2 separate regions of the Homo sapiens genome follow, and region 1 is linked to region 2. Evidence: chromatin contacts called from ENCODE Hi-C or POLR2A ChIA-PET data. All regions are on one chromosome and are shown on one strand. Each heading gives the region's core, a stretch centred on a gene start or an enhancer-like site at or near the end of the contact. The rest is flanking DNA. Distances are from core to core; before and after follow the strand shown.

Region 1 (6,803 bases), core at 1,253-3,752, 110 kb before region 2:
TGAAACTCCCATTTTCCAGTATGACTGTTTCTGCGTTTTAAATAAAAACTTAGTTAAACATGGAAGTGTATGTTCAAAGTTCTTTTCCTTCTACTCTTTGAAGATGTTATTCCATTTCCCTGCATTGAATGTTGCTGTTGAGAAGTTAGATATCAATCTCACTCTTACTTCTTTGTAGGTGATCTTTTCCTCTCTGGAAGCTTATAGAACTTTACTTAAAATTTTTTTTCCAGGCTCTACATTAAGGACAAAAGAATTTCATTTTTGACTTTCAGACTTTTAAGATTCCACTGAAATGTATCTAGATGTGAATTTATACTTACAGACTTAGTTGGGAATGCAGTGGATTCTTTCCATATTAACATGCATTCTTTTGTATTATGGGAAATTCTTGGTTATTATTTTTTCAAATATTTTCTCTACTCTGTTTAGTCTTTTGGGGTTTCTAGTATATAGATCTATTGTTGCATTAAAAACTACCCTAAAACTTAATGGCTTAAAACAGTATTAAGCCTTTATTATCTTGTGCAATTTCTTGAGGTCAGGAATCTGGGGTGACTTAGCTGGGTGATTCTGGCTCAGAGTCTCTCAAAGTTGGAGTCAAGATGTTGGTCAAGGCTGCAATCATCTGAAGACTTGGCTGGTGTTAGAGAATCTGATTCCAGGATGGCTCACTCACATGACTGGCAAGTTGATGTTGGCAGTGGCCCTCAGTTCCTGCAAATGTGGACCTCTTTGTAGGATTGATTGGGTATCCCCCCAACATGGCAGTTGGCATACCCCTGAGCAAGGGATTTCAGAGAGAGTAAGAAGAAAGCCACATTGACATTTATGGTCTGGACTTGGAAACTACAATCTGTTAGTTCCTTAATATTCTACCAGTTACACAGGTCTGACCTAGTCAATGTTGTGAGGAGGTGGGTTGACTTCTACACAAGGAAGTGAATATCAGGAGATAGAGATCACTGAGGGCTGTCTTTGAAGCTGGCTACTATAGATCAGAACATTTCTTCTTTTCTATCTCCTGACTTGTCTTTCATTCTCATTTCTTTATCCCTTCCTGATGTCTTTTGGATGAGGTTCTCAACCAAGTCATTTAGCTCAGTAATTTCTCATTTAGCTGTATTCTCTCTGCTATTTAGCCTATGCCACTGGAGTGCAGTAATGCAATCATAGCTCACTGCAGCACTGAACTCCGGGCTCAAGTGATCCTCCATTCTCAGCCTCCCAAGTATCTAGAACCACAGGCATGCACCACCATGTCTGGCTCATTTTTGTATTTTTTTTGTAGAGACAGGGTCTATGTTGCCCAGGTTGGTCTCAAACTCCTGGCCTTAAGTGATCCTCCCACCTTGGTCTCGCAAAGCTCTGGGATTACAGGTATGAGCCACTGCACCTGGCCATCCCAAGTTATTTCAAAAACTAGTTTTTTTTTTTAAACATAAGTGTTGTATTATTTGTGCCTTATGCCCTGCAGGTGTATGCACATGAACATGTTTAAGGGGGTGGAGCGGGGGCAGGTAGCAGCTTGGGGGCAATAGCCAGCTCTTCCTCTACCTTCATTCCCAGGGCCGAGTACAGCCCCCAGCACACAGGAGATGCTGAGTAAACATGCATTGGGAGGAGAACAACATTAATAACAACACAGTGGTTATTGTCTTTTAAGTACTTGTTGTGTGTCCCTATAAACCTACAAGCACCCTCTGAGGTGGGCACTGACATTTCCATTCTGGAGGGACCTCAAGGCTGGAGAGGGGCTCTGGCAGAACTAAGTTCAGGTCTTTCTGCTCTGTTCTAGCCCTAAAATTGGGAGAATGGAATAGGAGAATGAGGAGGGCAGGACATCCATCCCTGAAAGAGGGGACCCGGTCAGTGCCCTAAAACCAAGGGTTCCAAGCAGTGTTCCCTGGGCCTCCCCATGTGCCTGGGAACAGAGGCCTGCAGCTTCTGCCACAAGACAAACATTGCTGGAAATCTGGGTGCTGGGGCTAGGCCAGCGTTTGCCTTTTCCTCCACGTCTCGGCAAAGCTACTCGAAAGTCTCTCATCCCCCAGCAGGAAAAGCATATGTTCTTTCCATATAGAGGAGAAATTGTTCCACCAGTGAGTAAGCCTCTTGGCTGCAGAGCCTGGCCCAGCCCGCAGAACACTGGACAGGAAGCTGGGCTGTGCTGGTTACCACTCCTGGAACTGGGACAGGGCTGGCTGACACCCTTGGAGACAACAATGGGCCTTCGGATGGGGCTGGGGGACAGTGGGGAAGCAGGGGCTGGGATGTGCCTGGAGACATTCAGTGGTTCAGGGTAGGAGGAACGTGAGTACACCCCTGAATAGAAGCCGCACTTTTCTCTATTCTGGCTGAGATGGGCTGGAAGAGGGGACGGAAAAGGGGACTGAGAGGGGCGGGGCAGCCTTTCCAATCCCCTCACTGGGTCAGCCCAGGAGTCTGGGTCTGAGTCAGAGGTGACTCAGGTGTGCTCAGAAAGGTGGGGCCGTGTTTTAGACTGTTATTTCCAGCTACCCAAAAAGTCTCTTTGATGCCTGCACGGTTAGGTGGCAGGCAGTGACTCTTGTCCCTGACACCTTAGTTCATCCTGCCAGTGTCGCAGGTCTTTCCACCAGCCTCAGCTGGATGGTGGATGCTGCTCTTTCCCTCAGCTCACCTGGGTCCTGCTTCTCTCTCCACCTTTTCCCCGTTTGTTAAGGACCCACTGAGAGCGGGGCTTGGGGAGTGTGGGGAGAGAAGGGACAAGGAAGCCAGGTTGTAGGAATGGGTAGGGGGGCAGCTGGCGGGGGGTAGAGGAGAAATCGGGAGGGGTTTCACATAAAAGGAAAACATTGAGAAAATGAGTACATTTAACCTGGAAAGTCAAAGACTCACGGGAGAGGATGGTGACATGAAAACCATTTGAAGATGTGTCACAGGTCACCTCATTAAAGTGGGATTGAATTTCTTGTGGGCGTGAGCTTGAGGGGGACAAACCTTGCTATGCCTAAATCCAGGGCCCCCACCCTCTGAGAAGTGCTTTTGAGAAGTTGATTTTCTGTCCTTGGACACATCCAGGCCAAGGGTAGATGACTCCCAGTCAGAAAGAGTCAGGTATCAGCTGGGAGGTGGACTGGAGTTTAGGTTTCAGACTGGTGGCCTGTGGGCCAGACACAGCCCTGACAATGTGCACAATGGCCAGCACTTGTGCATGGCCGCAGCAAGCTGGGGCTGAGTGGTAACTGCCTGCTCCAGCAAGACGTACACTCCCTGTTCCCCACAGCACAGCTGGTCTGTTTCAGTCATTTATTTTTCAGGACAGGCCCTTGAGACATTTTCATCTGTGACCCTTGGAATAGATGCCTGGAATACACCCACCTTTCTCTCTCTCTAGGTGTACCCTGTAGGCTCAGCTGGGGCAGCTGCAGGAGGAGGAAGTAGTACCTGCTAAGACGCAGGCCCTCCCATCGGCTCAGGGGACACCAGATAGCCTGAGCTGCCTGCCCTGACTGGGACCCCAGATAGGGCTCCCCGTGGGCTAGACATTACCACCTCAATAAACATCGCCTTTCCTTCTCCCATCCTCAAACCTCATCAGAATAAACCCCGCATTTGCTGGCATCGACTCCAATTGTGTTGAGGAGTCTAGAGGGGCAGCCCCAAGGCAGCTCTTGATTTTTAGATCAGTAGTGATGGATGCTGTTTATCAGCCCCTGCCCCTCCTGCCCCGGCCCCCCGCCCAGTGCTGGGCACCCTGCATACAGACTCTCAATCTTCTTTTCAGCCCTGCGTGGCAGGAAAGCCCATATGGTGGCTGCGGATACTGAGTGTCACAGAAGTAAGACACTTGCCCGCCATGACTCAAGCCAGAGCCTCAGCCCAGGTCAGCTGACTCTAAAGCTGGTGCTCTTTCTAGAGCTCTCGTTGCCTGTGTTTTACATGACTGCCGCACCTGCTGCTCTCCGGGGTCCTGCCTGCCTGGGAGTGGGGGTGGTGGGCACCTCCCCGGTTTTCTCTCCCCTCAGGGCATCTAAGCAAGTCGGGCTGGAAATTCCCTTTGAACTGCTCTGACTTCAGGAAACCTGGTTTGTCTCTCCTCTCAAGGAAGCCTGAAGCCATGGACAGAACCTTGGGCTGGGAGTCAGAAAGCCTGGGCTCACCTCCCAGGCCAGGCTGCATCATGCTCCAACCCCTCTCTGAGCCTTAGCATCTGTGGCTGAGTGAAGACTGCCTAGAGCATCCCTGGAGCAGCCCCCTAGGCATTTTTGAAGACACTGTCCCTCACACCTCATCCCAAAATGTTCATTATGCAGGTTCTGCCCTCGAAGCTTTCAGGAGGACAGACGGCCCACGGCCACCACCTGGTGGCCAGTCATAGCCAGACAAGGCCGACGCACCCAGCAGCCTTGAAGGCACGTAAGAAATCATAAAACTGCAGGGGGCTGGGTCATCACCTTGAAACCCTGTGGACAGGGTGGGAGAGAACCCTGTGAGAGTAGATTGCATCTCCCACCTCTTCCAGACACGGGAGGGGGCCCTCCAGCTTCCCAGAGGTCAGTGGCTCAGATGGGAGGCATTGCCATCCTAGGACAGCTGAGGGGAAAAAAACACTTGAGTTTGGGGATCAGGCAGGTCTGGATTGAAATCTCTTGGGTTCTTAACCTTGGTCGAGTCCCTCATCTGTGCAGTGGGCCATTTGGGACCCATCTTGCCGGGCTGTGGACCTCTCTGCATGAACAGGCAGCCAAGGGAGGCGGCATGGGGAGAGGCTGGACCTGTGACTGAGTGCACCTTGGTGGCGCCCAGCCCTGGGGCCAGCTCTCAACTGTGGCTGCACATCCTAACACCTGATGCTTAGGCAGTGCTTCTCTCATAGCATGGCCCCCGGGCCAGCAGCAGCGGGGAACTTGTTAGAATGGGGAACTTGCACATTCTCGAGCTCCACCGCAACCCACTGCATCTGAAACTCTGGGGGTGGACCCAGCACCTGCCAGGTGATGCAGTTGCTCACTGTAGTGTGACAGCACCGTGTTCAGGTGCTGGGATGGTTGAGAAAGCACTGCAGGTGACTCAAAAACCCTAGGACCAGAATCACCTGTGGAGGTTAAAAAAAGGAACAGCTTGGCCAGGTGCGGTGGTGGCTCACGCCTGTAATCCCAGCACTTTGGGAGGCCGAGGTGGGGTGGATCACTTGAGGTCAGGAGTTTGAGACCAGCCTGGCCAACATGGCGAAACCTCATCTTTACTGAAAATGCAAAAATTAGCCAGGTGTGATGGCACATGACTGTAATCCTAGCTACTTGAGAAGCTGAGGCAGGAGAATCGCTTGGACCCAGGAGGTGGAGATTGCAGTGAGCTGAGATCCAGTCACTGCACTCTAGCCTGGGTGACAGAGTGAGACTCCATCTCAAAAAAAAAAATTGCTTGGACACCATTCCAATGATTTTTATTTAGTGGAAGCACTAAATTATTAATTATTATTAAAATAACAAGAATTCTGCCGTTGATTCTAGCGATCAGGGACAGCTCTGGTCCAGACCCTCCTCCCCATACAGGATGCCCTCCCCTCAGAGAGCCGAGCCCCGAAACAGAGTGCGGTGACTCTTCCTGGGGTGCCCTAGATGTGCAGGCAGTCCAGGGAAGAACAATTACTTATCGACACCTGGTGGGTGCTTAAGCTAGGACAGGCATGGTGCTGGGGGCTTTGCCTGCAACATCTCACAAATACCCTACGAGTTGCTAGAATTCTCATTTTACAGATGGAGAAACTGAGAAGTTCAGTAAACCACCTTAGGTCAAACAGCTACTAAATGACAAAGAGGATTCCAACCTACTTCTCTCTGACTCCACAGTTTGTTACCTTTCCTTCCTCATTTTACAAATAGGAGGGGTGACTTGCTCAAGGTTGCCGGGGTGGCACCCTTGACATTTCCTGTACCTTTGCTTCAAAGCCCACAAATGCTGTGGCACCAACTCAAGAGGAGCTGAATGCCACCCCAGGAAATAATGCCACCTCTCTGGGCATAAATGCACCAGGAATAGGGCTGGGATGCAACAGCAAAGGGTGGGATTAGTAATTAAGCCACATGCTACTTAGATTTCCAAGCCACATTTTGGACCCACAGGATTCAAGATATTAAGGAAATTGATACTTGCCCACCTCCCCAGCATAAGACTTCATTCCCTCCTAACATCACACAGAAATGGGTCCTGTCTACTGTTAACCCAGCTTGGAGAGAAGAATAAGAAGAGGACCCAGTGATGGCGTAGAGAAAATATAGAGCCACTTTACTATTAAAAATGTATTTTCCAAAAGCAAGGTAGTTGCTGTCCCAAAAAGCCGAAAGCCTCTAGTCCCTGCGGAACGGGCTGGATGGGGCTTCAGTCTGACACAGCCAGGCGGGGCAGCCCTCGGCGGGCTCGGATTCTCTGGGAGATTTGATAGAGCTCCATCGTTGCCCTCGCATCTTCCACCGAGCTGTGTCCAAGCAGGCTGTTCTGCAGACACAAGTATAGAGTGGGGACTTGGGATGAGGCTGAATTCAGAGGCCCCGTGACAGGGTCTTCCCTGGTCACATCCCGATTTCCAGAGTCCCCAGGTGGGTCAGTGGGTGAGAGTCTCTTGAGGTCTCTGACACTCTGGACTTAGGAGACTCAGCAGGTGGCTGGAGCTGGCCTGCCTTCAGCCCTGGGGCCAGTGGCACGAAAGCCAGCCTCCTGGGAACCAGGCTGTGCCTTCAAGTCACCTGCAGTCCCGCAAGGGAGGCAGAGGCTGCAGACTTGCTGTCAGACACACGCAGTGGCTGCAGCAGCTCTAA
Region 2 (6,847 bases), core at 857-3,356:
ACATGCCCTGAGTCAGATAACTAAAATACCTCTTAGTTCAGGTAGACACTTTCACTGGATAGGTAGAGGCATTTCCTACAGGGTCCGAGAAGGCCACCGCAGTCATTTCTTCCCTTCTGTCAGACATAATTCCTCAGTTTAGCCTTCCCACCTCAATACAGTCTGATAACAGACGAGCCTTTATTAGTCAAATCAGCCAAGCAGTTTTTCAGGCTCTTAGTATTCAGTGAAACCTTTATATCCCTTACAGTCCTCCGTCTTCAAGAAAAGTAGAATGGACTAAAGGTCTTTTAAAAACACACCTCTCCAAGCTCAGCCACCAACTTAAAAAGGACTGGACAATACTTTTACCACTTTCCCTTCTCAGAATTCAGGCCTGTCCTCAGAATGCTACAGGGTACAGCCCATTTAAGCTCCTGTATAGATGCTCCTTTTTATTAGGCCCCAGTCTTATTCCAGACACCAGACCAACTTAGACTGTGCCCCAAAAAAACTTGTCATCCCTGCTATCTTCTGTCTAGTCATACTCCTATTCACCGTTCTCAACTACTCATACATGCCCTGCTCTTGTTTACACTGCCCTGCTCTTGTTTACATTGTTTTTCTAAGCCATCACAGCTGATATCTCCAGGTGCTATCCACAAACTGCCACTCTTAACTCTTGAAGTAAATAAATAATCTTTGCTGGCAGGACTATGCTGAATCTCCTTAGGCACTCTCTAATCAGATATCCTGAGTCATCCCAATTCTTAGACCTTTTATACCTGTTTTTCTCCTTTTGTTATTCCATTTGGTTTCTCAATTCATCCAAAACCATATCCAGGCCATCACCAATCATTCTATATGACAAATGTTTCTTCTAACATCCCCACAATATCACCCCTTACCACAAGACCTCCCTTCAGCTTAATCTCTCCCACTCTAGGTTCCCACGCCACCCCTAATCCCGCTTGAGGCAGCCCTGAGAAACATCGCTCATTCTCTCTCCATACCACCCCCCAAAAATTTTTGCCGCCCCAACACTTCAACACTATTTTTATTTTTCTTATTAATATAAGAAGGCAGGAATGTCAGGCCTTTGAGCCCAAGCCAAGCCATCGCATCCCTTGTGACTTGCACATATAAGCCCAGATGGCCTGAAATAAGTGAAGAATCACAAAAGAAGTGAGTATGCCCTGCCCCACCTTAACTGATGACATTCCACCACAAAAGAAGTGTAAATGACCGGTCCTTGCCTTAAGTGATGACATTACCTTGTAAAAGTCCTTTTCCTAGCTCATTCTGGCTCAAAAAGCACCCCCACTGAGCACCTTGCGACCCCCACTCCTGCCCGTGAGAGAACAAGCCCCCTTTGACTGTAATTTTCCTTTACCTACCCAAATCCTATAAAACAGCCCCACCCTTATCTCCCTTCGCTGACTCTCTTTTCGGACTCAGCCCACCTGCACCCAGGTGAAATAAACAGCTTTATTGCTCACACAAAGCCTGTTTGGTGGTCTCTTCACACGGACGCCCATGAAAGTGACTGCACCCATCCCAGCAGCAGTGTATGAGGCTTTTGATTTCTCCACCTCCTCACCAGTATGTGATATCTTCCTTTTAAAGATATTATAGCCATCCTAAGGGGTATGAAGTAGTATCTCATTGTTTTGATTTGCATTTCTCTGATAATTAATGATGTTGAAGGTCTTTTTGTTAGGGAAGCAGGAGCCTACGAGAGCCAGAGTGACATCATTTTAAAATCAACTCCATCTTAAAACTAGCAAGGCAAATTCCCTGTTAGTCAGAGATGATCAATACAATCTCAGTCTTCAAGGTGCTCGCCATCTAGAAGATAACAGAGTAGGAAGTTTCTCAGCATCTAATCAATAGGTGAAAAATTAATTCTATTCATATTTTTTCAAATGTGCCCAGCAGGTGCAGAGACACTGCCATTGGGACTCACAGAGATTGCCAGGTTAGGTGCCATTTTAATTTTTCCTTCGGAGCCATGGAGCCTCTACGGCTTCGATCCTTCCTCCGGGCACAAGGGTGCGCTGTACCTGTCTCTTAGTGTTGGCTGAACAGTGCCGTGCTCTCCCCTACTTCCCTTTTTGCTGGGCCGCAGTTCCGGTGGCTGGCGGAAACGGGAACGTGCAGCCGCGGGTGCAGGAGTCCTGGGGCATGGCGGGGGCGGGGCAGGGGGAGGCGCGCACAGAACAGGCTGGGGCATCCCTCGCCCTGGCTCTTTGAGCCCGGACCAGACAGGTGAGGACTTACCATTTTTGGCCCAGCCTCCAAGCCCGTCAGACCCTCCCCGGCAGGCTCCTCCCTGCATGACGCTGATGCCCAGAGGCCCCGCGGCCCCCGCCCTCCCTCAGCATTCTCTTCCCTTTGAGGCCCCGCCCCAGGCTTTTCTTTCCGGGGGCGCCCTTTTGGGTATGTGTGCCCGCCCCTTGGCATCCCCTTCTGGTTTAGAGGCCGTCGCAAGGAATTGAGGGACATGTGCACCTTCTCCCATAGGGAAACTGAGACCCAGCAAGGGTAAAGGACTTAGTACCACACAGTGAGTTAGTGTGTTGTACCCAGGGGTGTTAGAGAAAACGCCACACTTTGAGACGAATTAAGAGTCCTTTATTAGCCGGTGACCGAGAGACCGCTAACGCTCAAAATTCTCTCGGCCCTGAGGAAGGGGCTTGATTAACTTTTATACCTTGGTTTAGGAAGGGGAGGGGGGGTCTAGTTAAAACAATTTTACAGAAGTTAGGTAGTCAAAAAGTTAAAAGGATAAATGGTTACAGGAAAGTAAACAGTTCCAGGTGCAGGGGCTTTATGACTATTACAAGGTGATAGACGTGGGGCTTTGGGTGTTATCAATCAGATGAATTCTTGGGGACTGTGGATATAGCTTGCCACAGTATCTTATCAGTTAATTGCATTCTTGGATGTGCTGGGAGTCAGCTTGCACAAGTTAAGTCCTTGAGGAAGGGGCTGCCAGTGAAAGAGCCAAGATGGAGTCTGTCTGGCTCTCTTAGCTAAGGGAGAGTCTAAAAACAGAGTTAGTAAAAACCAGGTTGGGCATTACATTCCCCACTTGTGTTTTTGGGGAATCAAATCATTGATTCCTCAGTTTTAACAAGGGGAGTCTTAAGATACATAAGTTTGACAGAAGCTATGCATTGTTTTACAAAATTAAGAAACCAATTTAATATACAAGGCCTAAAAATTAAACTTAATAGTATGATGAGGAGAGGTCCAGCTAACCCAGTGATTAAAGTAGTTAGCCAGGGGTTCCAGTGGAACATGTTTTGATACCAGGGGATGTTATTTTCTCGTTCCTGTTGTTGCCTATCTAGATATTCTCGAACTTTTTGGAGGGTATCTTTTATGACTAAGAATGGTGGAGGAACAGTTAAATCAACTTTGTCAGGGGGTTTCTGGAACATAGGGTCACCTAGAGCAGTTAAAGGCCCGATTGGCTTGGGTGGGCTCCATGAGACCAGGATTTTTATTTCTATTATTTATTTATTTATTTTGGATGGTGAACATAGTCCCAACATCAAATCCTGGAATATAAAATGTTAATTTCCATGACATGCCGTAATATTATTGTAAGAGGATTACAATTTTTTTTTTAGTACATAATTTAGGATGAGAAGCACGAGTTACCGAATGAAGATCTGGTTGATCCCCCAGAGTAGGTGGCTAAGTTTACACATGTCCAATCAGGGCAGAAAAACTGATAAGTATCTCGACAGCTAGCGTCAGGGTGATTCCCAGGACAGAGGTAAAAGTCAACATTTTGGAGTTCTTTTTCTGCACCTTTGGCACTTCCACACATCCAGTTTGGCTCCCAGAGCACCCAAATCCTGCTACAAGGTCGACACTTCCTGCTTTTGGGACAAGCAGATTGTGTTGCTCTTCGTGGGTACAGGCTGGCTTTGGGAACAGTATACATAAAATCAACTGCAAAGGAGACTTCCTTAGAGGTACCGGCCCTCCAAGTGGTGTTTGCAAATACACGTCCTGACTTAGGCACAGTTTTAGAAGGGGCCTGACCGAGGCCTGGGGACCCCTGTTTTTAGTAGGGCTCTGTTGGCCTTTTTGATGCAGGAGTGATGAATCTAAGCAGGAATGCCATCCACCTTCAGAGCCATTGGCGTGAGGATGACGGTGTGAAGTCTTTTCAAAGCAGGAGTGAGTCCTTGTTTCTGAAACTTTTTAACAAACACTAGTTCTCCTGGCTGGAACGAATGGCAGGACCCCGTCTGGTTAGGAATTGGATTGGGATGGTTTCCTTGAACAAGTGGCAGGGTGATATCTTGTACCTGTTGGGGAGATTGTAGGTACTGTAATAAATTAGCTTGTGATATTTCTGCCAGTTGGGCATCTCTTAGCTTAAGCAAGATAGGCGGCGCCCTCCCATACATGATTTTAAAAGGTGAGAACCTAGCCTGATAAAGGGTGCACCTTACTCTAAGTAGGGCTAAAGGAAGGAGACTTACCCAATTTTTACCGGTTTTTAAAATTAATTTTGTAAGAGTGTCTTTTTAGGGTGCGGTTCATGTGTTCTACCTGCCCAGAGCTCTGGGGTCGATAGGCACAATGGAGCTTCCACTGAATGTTTAACGCCTAACTGACCCACTGAGCTATGGACGAGGTGAAGGCAGGTGTATTATCACCCTGCGGCAGCAGGCAGCCCATATTGAGGGATGATTTTATTGAGTAGGAACTTAACTACCGTATTGGCAGTTTCATTTTTGGTAGCAAATGCTTCAGTCTATCTGGAGAAGGTGTCTACTAGTACTAGAAGCTATTTGTACCTAGCCCGGTGTGGTTTTACTTCTGTAAAGTCAATTTCCCACTTTTCTTCTGGCGAGTTTTCTCAGAGACGGTGGCCTAGGCTGGGTTTAGAACCTTGCTTGGCATTTACCTGGGCGCAGGTTGTGCACTGGAGAGCTGCTTGATCTGTTTTTGATAGCCTTTCCTGCTGAGGTGAGTAGCCCACGCTTCTGGTAGATGGCTCCATGTACATGCACAGTAGCAAAGGCGTACCTGCTGTCAGTGTAAATGTTAATACGTTTATCCTTACCCCATCGGAGAGCCTGAGTGAGGGCGATCAATTTAGCTTTTTGCACTGAGGTGTTTGCTGGTAAAGCCTGAGCCCACAACACATCTGTCTCCGTGGTAACAGCTGCACCGGCCTTTCATACTCGCTGCTTGAGAAAGCTGCTACCATCTGTGAACACAGCGGCGTCCGCCTTCTCTAGGGCCACATCTTGAAGATCAGGTCGGCCAGTTTCGGTAGTTTCTAACAGTTCCTTACAGTCTTGGATAGTAGCTGGATTTAAACACCATGTGGGAGAGAAAGTCAAACGAGGCTGATTCAACAACTCTGATATTGTAAAATGCAAGCATCTGACATCCATTTACCTGAAGCACTTTGTAGTAAAGTCTCTACAGCATGAGGAGCTGTAAGGGTTAAATCCTGGCCCAGAATTAACTTATCAGTTTCTTGGACTAGGCTTGCTCTAGCTGCTACTTGGCCATCCAGAGGCCACAGGATCCAGCCTCTTAGATAAATAAGCCATTGGGTGTCTCCAAGGTCTTAAAGTCTGAGTAAGCACCCCCTTAGCAATTCCCTGGCTCTCATGGACAAACAGATGAAAAGGCTTTGAGGTATCTGGGAGGCCTAAAGCAGGGGCTTCAGTTAAAGTCTTTTTCAGATTTTGAAAAGCCTGTTCTTCGGTGTCTGTCCAAATCAATGGGCCATTACCTCTTATAGCAGTATACAAGGGCTTTGCAATCTCCGCAAACCCCAATATCCAGAGATGACAGTATCTCACGGCCCTGTCATTCAGGCTCTTCTGTTGCAGGCAGGGTGAGAACTTTTTGTTTTCTGACTTTTCTTGTGGCAGTAGTGGGCATTCCTTTTTCCAGTGCCTAGTCTGCTTGCAATAGGCACATTGGTCTTTTCCTAGAGAGGCCTGTTCACCTCTTTTACTTTTCTGGTGGGAACCCAAGGTTCCTTGGCCATTTTTTCTGGAATGGGGGCCTTTCCTTTCTGCCCTCTTGGATAGCCATTAGTAAGATTTTTGCTTGTCTTTTATAGGCTTTATCAGCGGCCTTTTCAGCTGCCTGTGTTGCTTGTTTCTGTTTTCATACTCTCGATTGTCAAAAACCTTCTGGGCTATTTCTAAAAGCTGACTGTTATTTATCCCAGTAAATCCTTTCAGTTTCTGGAGCTTTCTCTTAATGTCCAGGGCTGCCTGAGCCTCAAATGCCAAATTAAGAGCGTGGCTATTTTCGGGAGCCACCGGGTCAAAAGGAGTATAAATGCGATAAGCCTCCTGGAGACATTCTAAAAACGCTCCTGGTGACTCATCAGGCCCCTGGACAACTTCAGTTGTCTTAGACAAGTTTATGGGCTTCTGAGTGGCTCCTTTAATATCCGTGAGGAGATACCAGTGAAAATCGTCCAAGGCTCTCCTTCCACCTGAGGAATTTGGGTCCCAATTAGGCCGGGTGGAGGGAATGACCTCCTCCAGGAGGTCTCTAGCTTCCTCCTCAGGCCTACCGGTTAATGCAAGGAAGTGTTTTCTGGCCTCTCTTCAGATGCGCTCCCTCTCCTCAGAGGTAAAGAGAGTTAAAAGGAGCTGTTGGCTGTCATCCTAGGTGGGTCGATGGGTCTGGAGCATGGACTCCATCAGTGAGGTCAAAGCCTGAGGCTTTTCAGAGAAGGGAGGATTATGGGTTTTCCAGTTATACAAGTCAGAAGTAGAAAAAGGGACATAAAACAGGAAGGGGGCTGAGCGCTCATCACCTGGAGGAACTTGTGCCTCTCTCAGTGGTAGTAGAGGGGCTGCTT

The links. A loop is a pair of places that touch in the nucleus more often than their neighbours do. ChIA-PET counts read pairs that join two places held with the same protein, here RNA polymerase II (POLR2A). Pooled maps may share reads with other maps.
Region 1: a loop to region 2 is called in a map of CD4-positive, alpha-beta T cell, with 2.9 times the contacts of the local background. The contact joins the enhancer-like site here to the promoter of DET1 in region 2. A Hi-C loop is called at or near these places in 2 of 168 maps with a recorded cell type or tissue (CD4-positive, alpha-beta T cell and naive thymus-derived CD4-positive, alpha-beta T cell) and 10 of 50 pooled maps. POLR2A ChIA-PET finds 5 or more read pairs at or near these places in 1 of 52 experiments (activated T-cell).

Annotation. Positions count from the first base shown.
Region 1 is chr15:88,655,095-88,661,897 of GRCh38, reverse strand. It overlaps ISG20 (interferon stimulated exonuclease gene 20), which reads right to left. Exons shown (of 4, transcript NM_002201.6): 4 at 5,415-6,483. The coding sequence ends at 6,367. Among named protein-coding and RNA genes, the nearest start is that of ISG20, 19 kb to the right of the region's middle. RefSeq lists an enhancer at 4,872-4,921. Within about 2 kb of position 2,502, at least 6 of the 41 ENCODE cell types and tissues checked have a DNase peak (open chromatin) inside an H3K27ac peak, as active enhancers do.
Region 2 is chr15:88,541,940-88,548,786 of GRCh38, reverse strand. It overlaps DET1 (DET1 partner of COP1 E3 ubiquitin ligase), which reads left to right and starts at 2,106. Exons shown (of 5, transcript NM_001144074.3): 1 at 2,106-2,247. It overlaps LOC124903547 (a long non-coding RNA gene), which reads right to left and starts at 2,202. Exons shown (of 2, transcript XR_007064748.1): 1 at 1,946-2,202; 2 at 1,454-1,827. RefSeq lists enhancers at 502-1,376, 6,623-6,847 and silencers at 1,943-2,302, 6,401-6,602.